2 separate regions of the Homo sapiens genome follow, and region 1 is linked to region 2. A link is a loop called in an ENCODE intact Hi-C map of the cell type or tissue named here. Cell type or tissue: mammary epithelial cell. All regions are shown on one strand.

The links. Hi-C counts contacts between places; a loop is a spot of excess contacts. Peaks named below come from ENCODE experiments on the same cell type or tissue, not always from the same donor. Only the 100,000 strongest peaks of a DNase experiment are listed, where the experiment ranks them.
Region 1: a loop joins it to region 2, with 2.1 times the contacts of the local background. A loop is called at or near these places in 3 of 110 quality-filtered maps.

Annotation. Positions count from the first base shown.
Region 1 is chr2:238,626,296-238,634,295 of GRCh38, reverse strand. No RefSeq gene overlaps it. Among named protein-coding and RNA genes, the nearest start is that of LINC01107, 75 kb to the right of the region's middle. RefSeq lists a silencer at 342-542. In mammary epithelial cell, no CTCF peak of the experiment used is centred here; a DNase peak (open chromatin) is centred at 4,085; H3K27ac peaks cover 1,812 bases.
Region 2 is chr2:238,680,730-238,688,729 of GRCh38, reverse strand. No RefSeq gene overlaps it. Among named protein-coding and RNA genes, the nearest start is that of LINC01937, 35 kb to the left of the region's middle. RefSeq lists an enhancer at 3,709-4,908. In mammary epithelial cell, no CTCF peak of the experiment used is centred here; a DNase peak (open chromatin) is centred at 4,109; H3K27ac peaks cover 1,660 bases.

The sequences.
Region 1 (8,000 bases), 54 kb after region 2:
TACTGTAGGTTTTTCTCGTGAGTAGTCTGGACTGAGATATGTTATTTGCATTTTACTTAACTATATTTACTGCTGGCTGGGAGGTGAAAATTCAATGCACATGAATCTGAGGTGATGTAATTAGAAGCAACAACATGGGACCAGTTGAGTTCCTGGGCCAGTGGCCCCCAGATAAGAAGCGACACCCTGCAGGCACAAGGTAACTCTCCAGGGTACAGGGAAAATATTAGGTTTTTACAAACAAGAAATTAAGCTTTACCAATATCTAAAGTATACATTGAGTGATGTACGTGTAAAATGTATATAAAAATGAATGGAACACGTACTGGTAAGGATCCGCCATGACCAACATCTAGGAAGGGCAAACTGACTGACAAGGAAGGCGACGCACTGAACTGACTGACAAGGAAGGCGACGCGCTGAACTGACTGACAAGGAAGGCGACATGCTGAACTGACTGACAAGGAAGGCGACGCGCTGAACCGACTGACAAGGTGACACGCTGAACCGACTGACAAGGAAGGCGACGCGCTGAACCGACTGACAAGGAAGGCGACGCGCTGAACCGACTGACAAGGAAGGCGACGCGCTGAACCGACTGACAAGGAAGGCGACGCGCTGAACTGACTGACAAGGAAGGCGACTGCTGAACTGACTGACAACGTAGACAACGCACTGGGCATCCGGCCGCTGACCCGGCAAGCACTCTCTGAGCTTCATCTAGTGAGATGAGGGGAAGAACACAAAAGAATATGAGTAACAGAGGGGCCTTTTCTTTTATAAAAGAGTAAGATTTTACTTTGGAAAACTCTAGAAAAAAAGTTAATATTGAATAGAATAATCGTTCACAGCCTTGGATCCCGAAGCTTCCATGGCCTCTCAGCACAGCAAATACGGCTGCTTGTTGGGGCCTGAGGGCTTCTGTGTAGTATCTGGAGGACTCCCCCACACACACCCCCTTCATGCATGCACACCCACAACACACAACACACACATAACACATATCCCATACACACTGCATATACCACACACATCACACACTACACACACATCACACACACATCCATAGCACACATACTACATACACCACACACATCACATTCACAAACATCATAAACACACCGCACACGCATCCCTGGTCAGGAGAGTGTCGGGATCTGGCTAAGCCGATGGATGGGGCTCCAGCCCCTCACTCTGTACTTCAAGTGGGAAAGGACAGATGTCTACCTGAGATCCCACCTGAAGAAGGTGTCCTGTGGCCACATGAAGTGGTCCCGGAGAGGGACCTCCTTTGGGCATGACCAGGTCCCTGCACATGCTCTCCAGGTGCGTGGGGCATTTTGACGGTACTCGCCATCCCCGAGGCTGGCATGGCTTTCCCCTCCCCAGGGCCAGTGCCCTTGAGAGCCAGCTCAGCCTCATTGCCTCCTCCCCGGCGTCTGGGTGGACAGCTCATGGCCCTGGCCCCTCAGTACCCCCTCACCCTCGGCACGGCCAGCACCACCGCTGTTCACCGGAAGAGCGTGGAGCTCCCCGTATGGGCAGCGTCCAGAAAGGCCGCTCTCCTGGGCGGTGCAGGCTGAGAATCCCTGCTGCAGGCAGTGGTCAATATTCCAGGCATTGAATGATCTCCAAGTTGGGTCGAGCCCTGGCTCTGCCACTTGCTGGCACGTGTACCTGAGCCACAGTCTCCTCTGTCAAATGGGGGAGCCACTACTGTGCCTCTCCACCGTGTTGGTGAAGGACGTCACACCCAAAGCCAAACCAGCCCTCCAAAAATAGCAGCCATGTCATTCCTACAGACACTTCTAAATACACACAGAACTGGGGCGACGTAAAAACAATTAGAAATCAGCTAAAAATAAAATCAAAAGGTTGGTGACACATGCTCAGGTCCTGGATGGTCCTAATGAGATAGGCGGCCTCAGCCTGGTCTCCTGCCCATCAGCAGTGGAGCTGGCGAGGGGCGCCAGTCCCTGGATTCCAAGGCCTTTCTGCCTTTGGTTAAGTAGTTGATGTGCCATCAGTTCTGCTTAACCTCCCTCACGCCTGTCTCTGAGTAATATTCAGTGTCAGCCCTAATTAAACCCAGGAGCACTTTTATAACTAAAAGAAGAGGTATTGGCCCGTGCTGGGCTGAACAACTGTCTCCTCTGGGCCCAACAATCCCATGTTTGATCAATAAACTGAGCAGCCAGAGGCACTGACCAAGGGTAGGAATTTCAAAGCCTGGGGGTTGTTCCTGCCCAGGAGAAGGCCTGGCAGGAGGCAAGGATGTCCCCAAGGCCCCAGCCTGAATAGATGCCACATAGTCTTGCCACGTGCCCCGTCATCACAATGCCCAGGCTTGTAACATGCCATTTCCTCCTCACAGTAACCTGCAAGGCAGAAGTTATCACTTGCTGCAAACGCAGAAACAGAGCTATAAATGGTCCCGTGACCTCACCCAGGGTCTCACTGTGGGGAACTGTCTGTTCAAACCCACGTCTCTCTGGCTTAAAAAGTTATATTTCTACCCACGGCACTGCACTGATGATCTGCACATTAGTTTAATCAATTGTATGCCCGGCTCCACACAGAGCCTGGGGAGGCAGAGATGGCAGTGGGCACCTGGTGGGAGGAAGCAGTGACCAAGCACTCCTCCTCCTGTCCCAGATTGCCATCTTCCTCTGCACCGTGTATTCCTGGGCCTCTTTTACTAACCCTCAGCCGCCCCTTCCGCCACTATTAGGCATTCTTAGACTTCACCATGGATAGACGCCTCGGAGCTCAACAGGGAAGGCCAGGCCGGAATCAGCTCCACGTCAGGTGTGTGCTGTTCACTCTCAGGGGGCTCCAAGTGCCTGCCCAGCCAGCCCTCCCTCCCTGTGCCTGCAATGGTGCAAGCCCCCTTGCAAGCATGCCCCTAAACACAGATTTCCAGCCGACTGAGAACTATTATCGGGCCCAGTGCAGTGGCTCACACCTGTAATCCCCACACTTTGGGAGGCTGAAGGGGGTGGATGTATCGCTTGAGGCCAGGAGTTCAAGACTAACCTTGTCGACATAGCAAAACACCATCTCTACTAAAAATAAAAAAATTAGCCCACCACGGTGGTGCACACCTGCAGTCCCTGCTACTTGGGAGGCTGAGGCGGAAGGATTGTTTGAACCTGGGAGGTGGAGGTTGCAGTGAGCCTAGATCAGGCCACTGCACTCCCGCCTGGGTGACAGAGCGAGACTCCATCTCAAAAATAAATAAATAAATAAATAAAATAAAACAAAAAACTATTGTCATCTGGGTGGTAGTGTCTGATAGATTAACAAAGATGAGTTTATTTCATTAAGCAATGAACTGTGTGCTCCCTGTGAAATAGCAAGGGCAATTTTATTTTTCCATAAGTGAATAGGAGCATAAAAAGTAATATGCTGTTCAAAGTAAAATATGGAACAAATTAAAAGTTATCAAATGCCAAGTAACTCCAGGCTTTCACCCAGTTGAAACTAATATACCCTAAAAAGAAAAAGAGACTAGATTTCATGGGAGAAACAACATTTTTAGGACACGGGAGTGGAACATGGATTTTGTTCCAACAGTGCTTCCCACACTGGAGTCTGCAGAAGAGTTGATGCTCACTGTGGTGCTATGCGAAACAGTGTATTGGCTCCAAAAAGTTTGAGAAGGCTCCTGTAACCCAAAGTTAAACACTTTGCTGCAGGAGTGCTCCAAGCCTTCAGTGTGCTAATAAGCACAGTCAAGCTGAGGGAGGTAAATGGAATATACCATTTCCAGACTTGTTTGACCACAAGGATCCTTTGCGTGTGAGTGGTAGTGACAGTGGGGAAGCCATCTGTTGATGGGTCCCAGAAGACTGCTCAACAGAACCAAGTTCAGGAAATTCTGCATTGGACTAATACCAGTCCCAGAGGGTACAGGACGATGCAGTCTCTCAGAATCACTGGGCATGTTCTTCCCGGATCTGATAGAAGATGCCAAGACCTCACCTGGAACAAGACCTGGCCTGAAGCGAGACCTGCGGTTTCCCAGGAGGGAACAGCCACAGTCAGCCTTGAACGTCCCAACTTCCTGCTGCTCTCACGTAAGCTTCTGCCTTACATTTACTTAGAGTTAGTAAGTCTAATTCCCTTACCTTGTCATCAGCAATTAACGAAGGTGATTGGCATGGCCTTAGTGAACGGCCCAGGCTTCCCAAATTCACCCCTGTTGCCAAATGCTGCATGATTTCTTTTTTTTTTTTCTGAGACGGAGTTTCCCTCTTGTCACCAGGCTGGAATGCAATGATACCATCTCAGCTCACTGCAACCTCCACCTCCCAGGTTCAAGCGATTCTCCTGCCTCAGCCTCCTGAGTAGCTGGGATTACAGACACCTGCCGCCATACCCAGCTGATTTTTGTATTTTTTTGGTTGAGACGGGGTTTCTCCACATTGGCCAGGCTGGTCTTGAAAACCTGACCTCAGGTGATCCTCCCACCTCAGCCTCCCAAAGTGCTGGGATTACAGGCATAAGTCACCGCACCTGGACAAGATCTGCATGATTTTTGCCACAGGTTTACGGGTTTGAGTGTGCGAGCCCCCCGTGCTCTGCCTCTCCTCCTAAGCCTCCTGCCTGCACCTGCCACGAGGCCTCCAGGTGGACATGAAGTCCAGGCTGTGGTTACAATGCCAAAGAGTTCAGGCTTTTCATGAGTGTCATTAAGGGACACTGATCAGGACACTCTGCTCTTTCAATAGATTTTCAATTAAACGGAAGAAAAGATTACAGACCATTCTACCCTTAATTACCCATGTGGCCACTGGATGAGCCACTGAAATCCCAGGCTCTCAGAATTCTAATCCACACATTGATTTCCACAGTCCCTTAATCAAAATAAATGCACACACCCAGATACAATGGGATATCTCTCCGCTCTTTTCCAACGGCCTTCCCTCTGCCGTAACTGAGCTGTCACTGAGAGCCAGGCTGCATGAACATTTTAAATCTTTATCTTATTTAACCTCTCAGCCGCTCTATCAGGAGGTGAATGCAACCTCAAAGCCACGTGGCCCCAATTTGAGGTGCCCCTGGCAGTGTGCTGCGCAAACTGCAATCTGCTTACTCCAAGGAATAGAATCATGCTGTTGTGTGGATGCCTCATCGCTGCTGTTCCCCCACCCAGACTCCCCAGTATTCCAGAGACCCAGGACCTGTGGACTGTTAAATTAGGAACCAAAACAGACACACCACTCGGAGCAGAACCGTGCTGGAGGCTGGAGAGGTGTTGGGATTTGCAGACATTTAAAAATTACACAATTAAAATCATCTGCAATGAGTGTGTTATGAATAAAATCATGGATTCACTGTAAATATTTTTCTAAATACAAAACAGATTCAGGCACACTGCGTGTCCCTGGTCCAAGCCAACCTTCGAGTTGGTCTCTCCGAGGTCAGAGCCCCCTGTTTCCACAAGAGCTTTAGCTGTTACGCCCAAATGCTGGCCACATCTCCTCACCTACTTGGTGAAACTGAATAACCATTTCCTCAGAAGTTATGTGCAACATACATTACAACGAGGGGATTTAGCACGTAGAGCTTCCTTATTTTAACCCCACACCATCACATTCTCAGGGGTAGAGTCAGAAGGAGGCCGACATTTCCATTAGATTGGAACCATAGGGTCAGGCTTTCAGAGGTGGAAGGGATGTCAGAAGGCTACTTCTCAGAGGGTCCATTGTACAGAGTGGAAACCAAGGCCATGTGGGGCGCCCACCTCAGCTGTGGTCACGGAGTGGTTGTGTTACTGGGCCACAAACCCAGGTCTTCAGACTCCAAGACCAGGTCTCGTCTTCGGAGATTACATGAACACTTTCTTCAATCCACATGAAAACTAGGTCACAAAACACAGGTTAAGTAACATTTCTGATGTGTCCTCTGTTGCTTAGGATGACTCCAGTTGGAGAAGGCACTCTGTTTATGGAAAATCACCTCCTCAGAAACTTTTTTTTTTTTAGCCATCATCATGTGCTTATGGAAAAACATCATTCAATAATAAACACCAGAATAGACACTCGGGAGCAAATCAGAGTTCTTTGTTTTGTTTTTGGTTTTCATTTTCTTTTGTTATATAAAGAGGATTTTCATTCTTGCCACCCTCATAAACTGTGTTCAAACTCTTCATCTCTAGCTGCGTGTCTCTGAGCTAAAGATAACTACTGCCTATACTGGACATAGAGCAGAAGTGGAAACTTCTTCTGTAAAGGGCCAGATAGTAAATATTCTAGCTTTGCAAGTCATACAGTGTATTAGTCAGGGTTCTCCAGAGATGTAGGACCAATTGAATACATATATACACACACACACACACACACACACACACGTATACACACACACACACACACACACACACACACACACATATATATATTCTAAGGAATTGACTCACGGTTAGGAAGGCTGAAGGCTGAGCAGTCCCATGATCTGCCACCTGCAGGCTGGAGACCCAGGAAAGCCCATGTAATTTGAGGGCCTGAGTGTGGGAGAACCGATGGAGTCAATTCCAGTCCTGGTCTAAGATCCCGAGAACAAAGAGTAGTGAGGGCAGGAGAACCACGTTCCAGCCCAAGAGATCAGGCAGAGAGCAAAGTCAACCTTCCTCCACTATTTTATTCTATTCATGCCTTCAATGGATTGGATGCACCCACCCACACTGGGGAGGGCCATCTGACTTAGTCCACCATTTAAATGTTCAACTCTTCCAGAAACACCAGGCACTTCCACAAACTTGCAGACACACCAGAAATAATGTTTAACCACATATCTGGGCAACCTCTGGCCCAATCAAGTTGGTGCATAACACCAACCATCACATCTGGTCCCTGCTGCAACTACTCAACTCCACCCTTGTGGCATGAAAGCAGCCACAAAGGGTAAACAAGTAGGTATAGCTGTGTACTAATAAAACTTTATTTACAAAAATAGGCCATTGGCCAGGTTTGCCAACCCCTGTTATAAATAATGACAATGTTTTTGTGTAGAACGCTGAGTGAATTATTGTGGCATCAGTGGACATATTTTGGAATTTTATAAGCATTAATTAAGCACTTTAACATTTTACTGACCTATTAACCTTTTGCCTGGGCAAGCTGTCATTGTGTAGTCATAATCACTATCACATTTGAGAACATATTTCAAGAACACAGTTGTGAAGACTTGTAGAGAAGCCAACGTTCAGGACATTCAAGAGGAAGGGTCAGGAATGAGTGAGCTTTGAGTATTTATTCCAGATGTTCCACAAAGCTAAGAAGCACCTAGAAATACATCAATAACAATAAAGGTCTTGGGTACATGAATTTTTTCTCTCTCACTACCACTTTGTGAAATAATTCTACACACTCTTCTTCCACATTGGGAATATTTCCAGTGGTCTCCAGAAAGCTCTGCCTCTGGATTTCTATGGCGTGGATTGTGTTACATTCTTATAAAACACAGCACAATACCCATGCCCTGCTGCAAACGACATGTTAGGGAAGACCTGATCAAAAGTTTTTTGCAGGAATTTTCCGGGCGCGGTGGCTTATGCCTGCAATCCCAGCACTTTGGGAGGCTGAGGTGGGCAGATCACTTGAGGCTGGGAGTTTGAGACCAGCTTGACTGAAGATTATGGTGAGCTCTGACATTGAGGTGGTGCATGAGGTCCAGTTCCTGGCAGAGGGGAGAATATGGGAGGGGAGAGGAAGGAACTACTTGAAGAACTGAGGAAGGCAGGTGTGACCTGAGAAAGGAGAACAAGGAGGGGTGGCAAGAGAGGGACAGAGGTGAGCACAGAAGGAAGAAAGATGAATGGGCCTCAGGTGATGCCAGAGAAAACTCCAGAAGCCCACGAAGCACATTCCAGCAAGCTCTGTAGGGACATTGTGCCCAAGATTTCCATACCCAGCCCAGGTGTCGGCCACAAGAAAAGGCCGTGGAAAGACAGTCTCAGATGGAGGGGCCAGGAGGATACAACATCCCCGCAACGCCAT
Region 2 (8,000 bases):
TAAGAATCCAACTTTAATTTTTTTCCCCCAAAACTGTAACCACCTATGCCAGTAACATTTATTGCACAATCCGCTCTTTTCCGCACGGATTTCATTCTCCCTTTTCATGTGATAAATACTTACATATCTTGAGTCATTTCTGAACCATCAATGCTTCGCTCTGATTCTATTTTCTGTCAGCACCAGTGCCGTGCTCCTCTCATTACTCTGGTTCTAAGGCGTGTTGATATTTTGGACCCGGGGCCACTTCACGTTGTTATTTTCCAGGCTCCCGACTGTTCTTGCACAGTCATTCTACCAAGTGAACTCAATATCATTTTGTTCCCCCCAAGTAGACTTTTGGCATTTTAATTGGAATTCTATCCACAACACATCAGAGTGCCCTCCCCAGAGACCTGGCATGTTAAACATGAAGTCCTTGCCCAGAGCAGGGGCTGCCTCGTCCCTTCCAGGTCTCATGCTGAAGAGGGCTCTGCCACTGCTCTCACGCACCTCCTGATTTATGACACTCTGCACTTCATCATTCTGTAACTCTTGCAAATAAAATGCATTTTTCTTTCTTCTTCTTTTTTTTTTTTTTTTTTGAGACAGGGTCTTGCTCTGTTGCCCAGGCTGGGGTGCAGTGTTGCAATCACACAGTCTCAGCTCACTGCAGACTCAAACTACTGGCCTCAAGCGATCCTACCACCTCAGCCTCCTGAGTAGCTGAGACTACAGGCGCCCACCACCATGTCAAGCTAATTTTTTGTAATTTTTGCAGACATGGTGTTTCACCATTTTGCCTAGGGTGGCCTCAAACTCTTGGACTCAAGAGACCTGCCCACCTTAGGGCCTCCCAAAGTGCTGGGATCACAGGCATGAGCCACCGTGCCTGGCCAAATGCATTTTCTCAACTGAGTCACATTTCCTTCATTCAAAAACAATGTTGATTAGAAAATGCACCATTAACTTGATGTCACCTTTCCAGGAAAAAAAAGGCTATTATATTTAATATATGTAATGGTCATGAAAACATCCCAATTTCAGAAAAAAATAATAAGTGAACAGGTATATATGTATTCAAAATAAGTATACACATACATGCATACATACAGACAGCAGAGTTGATCCTTCACTCTGAGGATCTAAACTTGGTTTTGCCGATACATGGAGCATCTAGAAAAATCACAGATGCTTAGACATGGATGTTTTGTTACCAGCCACCTCCTGAACTCATATCCGTTCTAGTCATTTTTAAGTTGTCCCTGGAAAGACAATAACTCAGATCATCCTCAAATAATGAAAATAATGTCTCCTCTGTGTCATAGCTTGGTTTTTTTCTTGTCTTATCAACGGGGATTTTGTTGTGAGCCTCATTCTGGGCCACTTGGGTCGATCTCTTCTCTGCTATGCCTTTTCATCAGCAGACACGAGGAAGAGCGGCAGCCACCAGTCTTCTTAATGCCTGTACACCAAAGGTGGTCTTCCTGTTGCTTCATGTGATAAGCAGTTTATGCATCTGTGTGCAGCCAAGGGGAAGCCTCAGGCCTTCAGAGCTTTTTCCTTGTGGTGCTGTTGTTTTTTGACCTAAGTGTTTGAAAGATCCCTTCTTCCTTGCAGCTTAAGTGTTTTATTGGTGTATGTCGAGGGATGTGTTTCTTTCTGTATTCTATTTCTGTTGATTTAGCAGGTGCTGGGGGAGCTTCTGCAGACCCATCTTGCTGCCCTGCTGTGTCTCTGAATATGGTTTTCATCCCGTGGAGTCTGGCTCTGCCTTGAGGACACCCATAGTTCAGACGTTCCCCCATATGCAGTATCCTTTTATTCTCCTCTTGTTTAAAATCCCATCCACCCTTTTGCCTCGTCCCTATGCATTCTGGAGGCCTCCGGGCTCCCACTCCACATCACGAGGGAGCTTCCCGAAGGACCTGTTTTGCCTTTGACAGGACTTTAAATTCTGGAGTGACTGTCTTTGACTTCAAAACCACATTTCCTCCTCACACCAGGCCCCCTTTGTGTCTCTTCCTGCCTCTTAGCAGTCCTTCCCGTATGTGTTTTCTTATTCCTTCTTTCATCTCTAGCTATGCTTGTATTTTCTGTTCTAGATAACCTCATCATGGTGCATGGGCATCCATCAGCCCTGAGCTACTCTTGACTCAGGCAGCTCATGAAGCCGATTTCGCACCTGCTCTCTGAACACTGAGGTCACACTGGTGAGTTTCCTTGCTAAGCCTACATGTGTCCTTTGCTCTCATGGAGTACCGCTCCCTGTGGCATGTCACGGTGCCCCTACCCAGACGTCGCAGAGAGAGACAGTTCCCTTGAGGACACTGCTGTTTGCCAGGGCTGCATAGGTGTCATGTGCCTGCCATGAAGGCACCACAGATCCGTGCAGTGGCACCATTTCCAGCTCAAGAAGTAGCCCATCCCACTGCCTGACAGCTATTAGTGCCATTGGCCCAAGATCACTTTAGCCTGGGGGCTGGTCACACAAGTTAGGGGGTCATTATTGTGAAAATTTTATCTATTATAGCTGAGATATAATAGACTGTATATATTATCTGTGTCCTCTCCTCTCACCCCATCCTCTCGGCTGAGGCTGAGGAGGGTGGCCGAGTGTAACAGAAAGTGTTCATCAGGAGATAGATGGGGCTGTGGAGGGAGAAAGGGCAGCCAGGGCAGAGACAGACAGACACCGAACCTCAGAAAACACCCATTCTTGAGGACAGCATCAGGGTAGGATTTGAGGTCAGGCCAGGCAGATGACCCCCTTTAGATCCCAGGACTCTGGGCTCCATGACAGCAAATCTGGCCACAGTGTGTGTGTTGGCAGTGGGTGTGGGGCAGGGGGCGCTGCTGATTGGCAAGGGCTCTTAGGAGTGTCTGGCTCCTACCCCCTGTTGGAAAATACAGTACACTTATGCATGCTTTGAAATTGAACATCTGTCCCCAATAATGTATGGCAATGGACATTTTCATTTTGAGTTAATGAAATTTCCATTTTTTAATAAAAAAATAGATAATGAATGAGACTGACAACATGAATGAAAACTCTCAGTTCTCGAAAACAAGCAGCCAATCTCATCACCAACAGAACTCAAGAGTGTTCAGGACACCTCTGCAATTCCTCTGAGCAAGGCCCACACTGCGAACCCAGCCCTGCTCAGTCCAGTGAGCTTGGAGATCTAGCCAGCAGCAGTGCCCAGCTGTGGGGTGATGGAGAGTCCGGGGCTCATGGAGAAGGTGGCCTTGGGAACACATGTGTTAGGGGCCGAGGATGCAGGTGCACACTACCAGGGAGGATGGGATTGCCTTTGTAAATTAGATCTTCCTATTGCAGGTTTGTGCAGCCTGGCCTCTAATTCCTAGGCCAGAAATTAACTCCAAATTCCAGACTCAGGTCTCCCTGCTGACCTGTGAATGTGAGTCAACTAAAATGGTAGAAATAAGATTCTTCTGGTTTCATGGAACGTCTTGCAAGACTGAAGGCCACTGCAGTCAACTTCTGACCTTGAGGGGTACTCTCAGCTCAGATTCTTTGTAATTAATCCTACTCAACTTTGGTAAAGTGATGACAACAGAACTTAGTTTATGATCTCATTTATCACCCTCCTTGTCACTAAAATACGAGATGCAAGTGCTCCACCCAAATATTTGAAGAAAAGCCAGCGAATGCAAAGTGTAAATTCCTTCCCAGCATCATTGGCTTGTGAACTTGTCAAGGGGTGGCTCTGAGTGCTGAGCTCCTTGCAACTGCCTCCTGGGATTTGCTTGTGAAGAAAGGAAGGGAACAGATTCAAGTCAGATTTTGCCTTGGGAGCCCATCTTGCTCTAGGCCAAATTAAATGCATGTATTCCATTAGTATGTGGTAAGAGATTAAAATTATGATAGAATTGGCTGGTCTACAGTCTTCTAGAACAAAAAACGGCAACTGTTTGCTTGTGGGAGGGAAGCATTTGTGAGTTTTTAAAAATCTGAAAATGAGAATAAACATTCATATGACTCATGGATTAGTCAGACCGTGTATGTTTTTCCCCAACTCCCTGGAGCAACTGACATAATCAAGGTGCTCATTGGCTAAGTTGACCTTCTCCTCACCCACACTACTGAAGTAGAATCTAGTTGCCTTTCCTTAGCCTCCACCCGCACAAGCGTCATCCTGGCTGTTCTAAGCAATGACAACAATGGACAAACATAGAGGATGAGGCAGACATTCAGAGTTGTGCAACTTAGTATTATGCCCTAGTTTGTGCAAGAGGGTCAAGTCTGGTGTTTCTGGGTAATTTCTCAAATATGTCTGGAAAATATTTTTTACACTTTTTTCCCCCAGATGGCAGAATTCGAACAACATGTGGAAGATTTATGAACAACATTTTGGGCTCAGTATAGGGAAAGACTTTCTAAAGAGAGTTGCCCACCCATGCCAAAGTCCATCTCGAATTATCCCAACTTGAAAGCATTTTCAGTGGGAGCTGAACAACAATCAGTCAGGGATGCTTTCAAGGGGTGGACTTCAGCAGTCACAGTTGGTGACCTGCCCATAGGCCCCCGCGGCCTCCAACTGGAGGTGCTTGCAGCTCTGTCTTAAGGCTTTCTCTGCAAGGAGGATCAAGCCAGAAATACCAGGGAGTTAAAGGCACCCCTGGGAACAACCCTCACCCAGTGACTGACAAGAGTTGGTGGGTAAAGACCCCAACTTTCTTACTCCTCAGGTTGGCCAACACTGATGCACATTCTATAATTGGCCGGAGGTCCCCCGTGGGATTGGGCCCAGCCCCCACAGCAGTCAATGATGCTCCTTCTTGCATTTTTCCGATCTTTCATTCTGCATTCACCCAACAGTGCTTCCTGGAATCACCCTCAAAATAATTACTTGTGCTCAAATCCTTGTCTCAGGGGCTGCTACTGGGGGAGCCCATCCTAAGAAAGGGGGTTTGTGCATTGGGTGGTTAGGTTGTGGGAGGAAAAAAAATGAATCTCACCCTCTGGAACCTTGAAATCTAAACCTAGGAAGAAGAAAAAGAAAGACAATTGATACTGGTTTGAAGATGAAGAGGCTGGAGTCAGGATCAACTGAGCAACCACTGACCATGCCCTGAGGACCAGGAAGAACTGAGGACCAGGAAGACGTGCCCCAGGTATGACGGACACTCAGAGAGTAGCCCTGCATTTCCCAGAGGAAATACATCCTGAATCCCAGAGATGATTGCAGGTGAAACTTCACAGCTACTTCTTACACCTCTGACTCAAGTTTGTTCTTTAATTTCCAAGGGCTTCCTATGCTATATCTATGTAAAGACAGTGAATGCACAGTAATGGTGGCATTGCAAATCAATGGGGAAAGCATGAGTTAGTTACTAAGTGGAGTTTAGGTACTAACATTTATAATTAATCTGTGTCTTAAACTAAAATCATTTCAATTGTGATTAACATATTAAATATTAAAGAAAAGATTATAAAACTCTTAAAATAGATGATAATCGAATATTTATATGACCATAGATGGGATGGAGAATTTCAAGGTGACCCCAAGGCAAAAACTGTAAGAGAAAAACTGATAGATAAGTCAACCTAAACATGTAAGACTTCTTTATGTCAACGATGAAATAAAAAGGGAAATGATGAAATGGAAACAATATAAATACAAATTGTTAATGGTCTTCATATAGAGATTGCATTTAAAATTCAATAAGCTATGGAATAAGGTGTGCTAAGCACACGAATATGCATACTATATAAAGTAGGGGAAAGTTTAATCTCATTAATAATTTTTTTAAATGACATGTTTTCCTACGATAAAGGAAAGGTCTATGAAATGTAGTGTCCCAGATTGGTGAAAAACGTGAGAAGGCAAATCAATACTATCCTGAAGACTAGGTAGACATGAAAATTATTCTGAACTGAAGACTGGCAATACACACATGCAGTAGAAGCTCCAAAAATAGGCCCTTTAGCCCAAGGGTCCGCAGTCCCTGGGCCATGGAGCAGTACTGGTCCACAGCCTGTTAGGAACCTGGCTGCACAGCAGGAGGTGAGTGGTGGGCTAGCGGCGCTCCGCCTACTGTCAGATCAGCAGTGGCATTCAATTCTCATAGGAGTGCAAACCCTATTGTGAACTACACATGTGAGGGATCTAGGTTGCAAGCTCCTTATGAGAATCTAATAATAAATGTAATGCACTTGAATCATCCCAAAACCATCCCCCAGCCCCATCTGTGGAAAAATTGTCTTCCACAAAACCGGTCCCTGGTCCCAAAAAGGTTGGGGACTGCTGCTTTAGCCCATGAAGTGGCCCATTCTACTTCTAGAAATTCAATACTCTTTTTCTCCAAATGTAAGCCATGTCCAAAAAATATATCACAAAAGATGTTAATAACAAAACTGTTTCTAAGGAGGAAGTATGAGAATAGAAACAACCATCTAGAAACATGAATTCAATTAAATAAAAATTTTACACAATAAGATAGTATGTAGCCATTAAAACAATGTTGAAGCAATGCATATATTGGTATTGAAAATGTTCATAAAATGTAGTTAGGTGAAATCATAAGTGAAACTTTTAGTGGGAAAGCATACTTAAACATAAATAGACTCTGAAAGCTACCAGCAGTTGCTTCTCAGTGAGTGGGATTATCATTGGTTTGGCTACTATATTTTCTGACTTCGGTAAAAATCTATTACTTTGGGGGTAAGAAAAATAAGTTCTGAAATTTCATTTTGAATAAAAATAATAACAATAAATCATCTATACATTCAACTAAGACAGTAAAAAAAGGGGACAAATATTTCTAATTTGAAAATACAAAAGGAAGGAAATAATACAGAATAAAAAATAAATCAAGAAATTATGAAAAAGAACAGTGCCATTAATAAATAAAACCATGTGCTCTCTGAAACAGCAATAAATAGACAAAAAAGAAGAATAAAAATATGCATGTGCACTATTATCTCAATTATGTTTAAAAGCATAGAAAATACTCAGAAGAAAACATGCAAGATATTAAATGCCACATCTGGTCATTGCACTCATATATTTTTTCTGTAATTTTATATTTTATTTTCCAAATATTCTACAATGACCATGAATTCATTTTGTAATCTTAAATTGATACTGGAAATAAGCATGAAGGAAAAACATGGAGTTTTAAGTGAAAACACTGACGGTGGAAATGATAGATGGCTAACATAGGCTAAGGTAAAACTTAACATCAGCACTGGCAGAACCACAGACGTAGGTAAGGCATATTCCTACTCTGACCTATGCCCTTGACTTGGAGTCCCCAGGATCTAGGTGTCTCCAGTGCCCCCCATATGGTTCAAGGCAGAATGGCACATGAAGCAAGGGATGGCAGAAGGGAGAAGGTAGAGCAGAAAGCATGGGGCTGTGCACAGCAGGACAAAAGGAAATCTGGACAAGTGGAAAGATCAGAAGGTACAAGTCCAGATTCCCAAATAAAGGAGTGATTATGGGCCCTGCTAAGGAAAGGATTAGGCTCCCAGGTGATAATCGTAAGCAGCTGCAAGGGGAAGCTGTAAAGAGTCAGAAGTAAGGCAAGAGCATCGACTGGACCCAACAACAAGGACAGTTGCAAGATGGGCAGCATGCTATAAGAAATGATGATGCCCTCAATGGAGGTAGAAAGTGCACTTCGCTCTTCAAGTTGTTTTTTATAAATGTATGTGTTTAAAGTTCCTGTCCTTTTCATTAACTTGTTAATTTCTATAATTAAGTGTTCGTTCAAGTTGCAAGTTATTTAGTTATTTGTATATTAAAAGGTTATAGGTATGTTAAATCAAACATTCCAGGGTTTTTCAAAGCACAGTGATCAAACTGTTGGATTTGAAACTGTGTTGGGTTTTACAATGTTGGACAAAATATTTTGGCAAGGCTGGAAAAATGGTCACTCTCATACATTGTAGATGAGAATGCAAAATGCAAATTCCCCTATGGAGAGGAATTTCAAAATACCTAGCAAAACTTCAAATTCATTTAACCCTTGACCCAGCAATTCCACTTCTA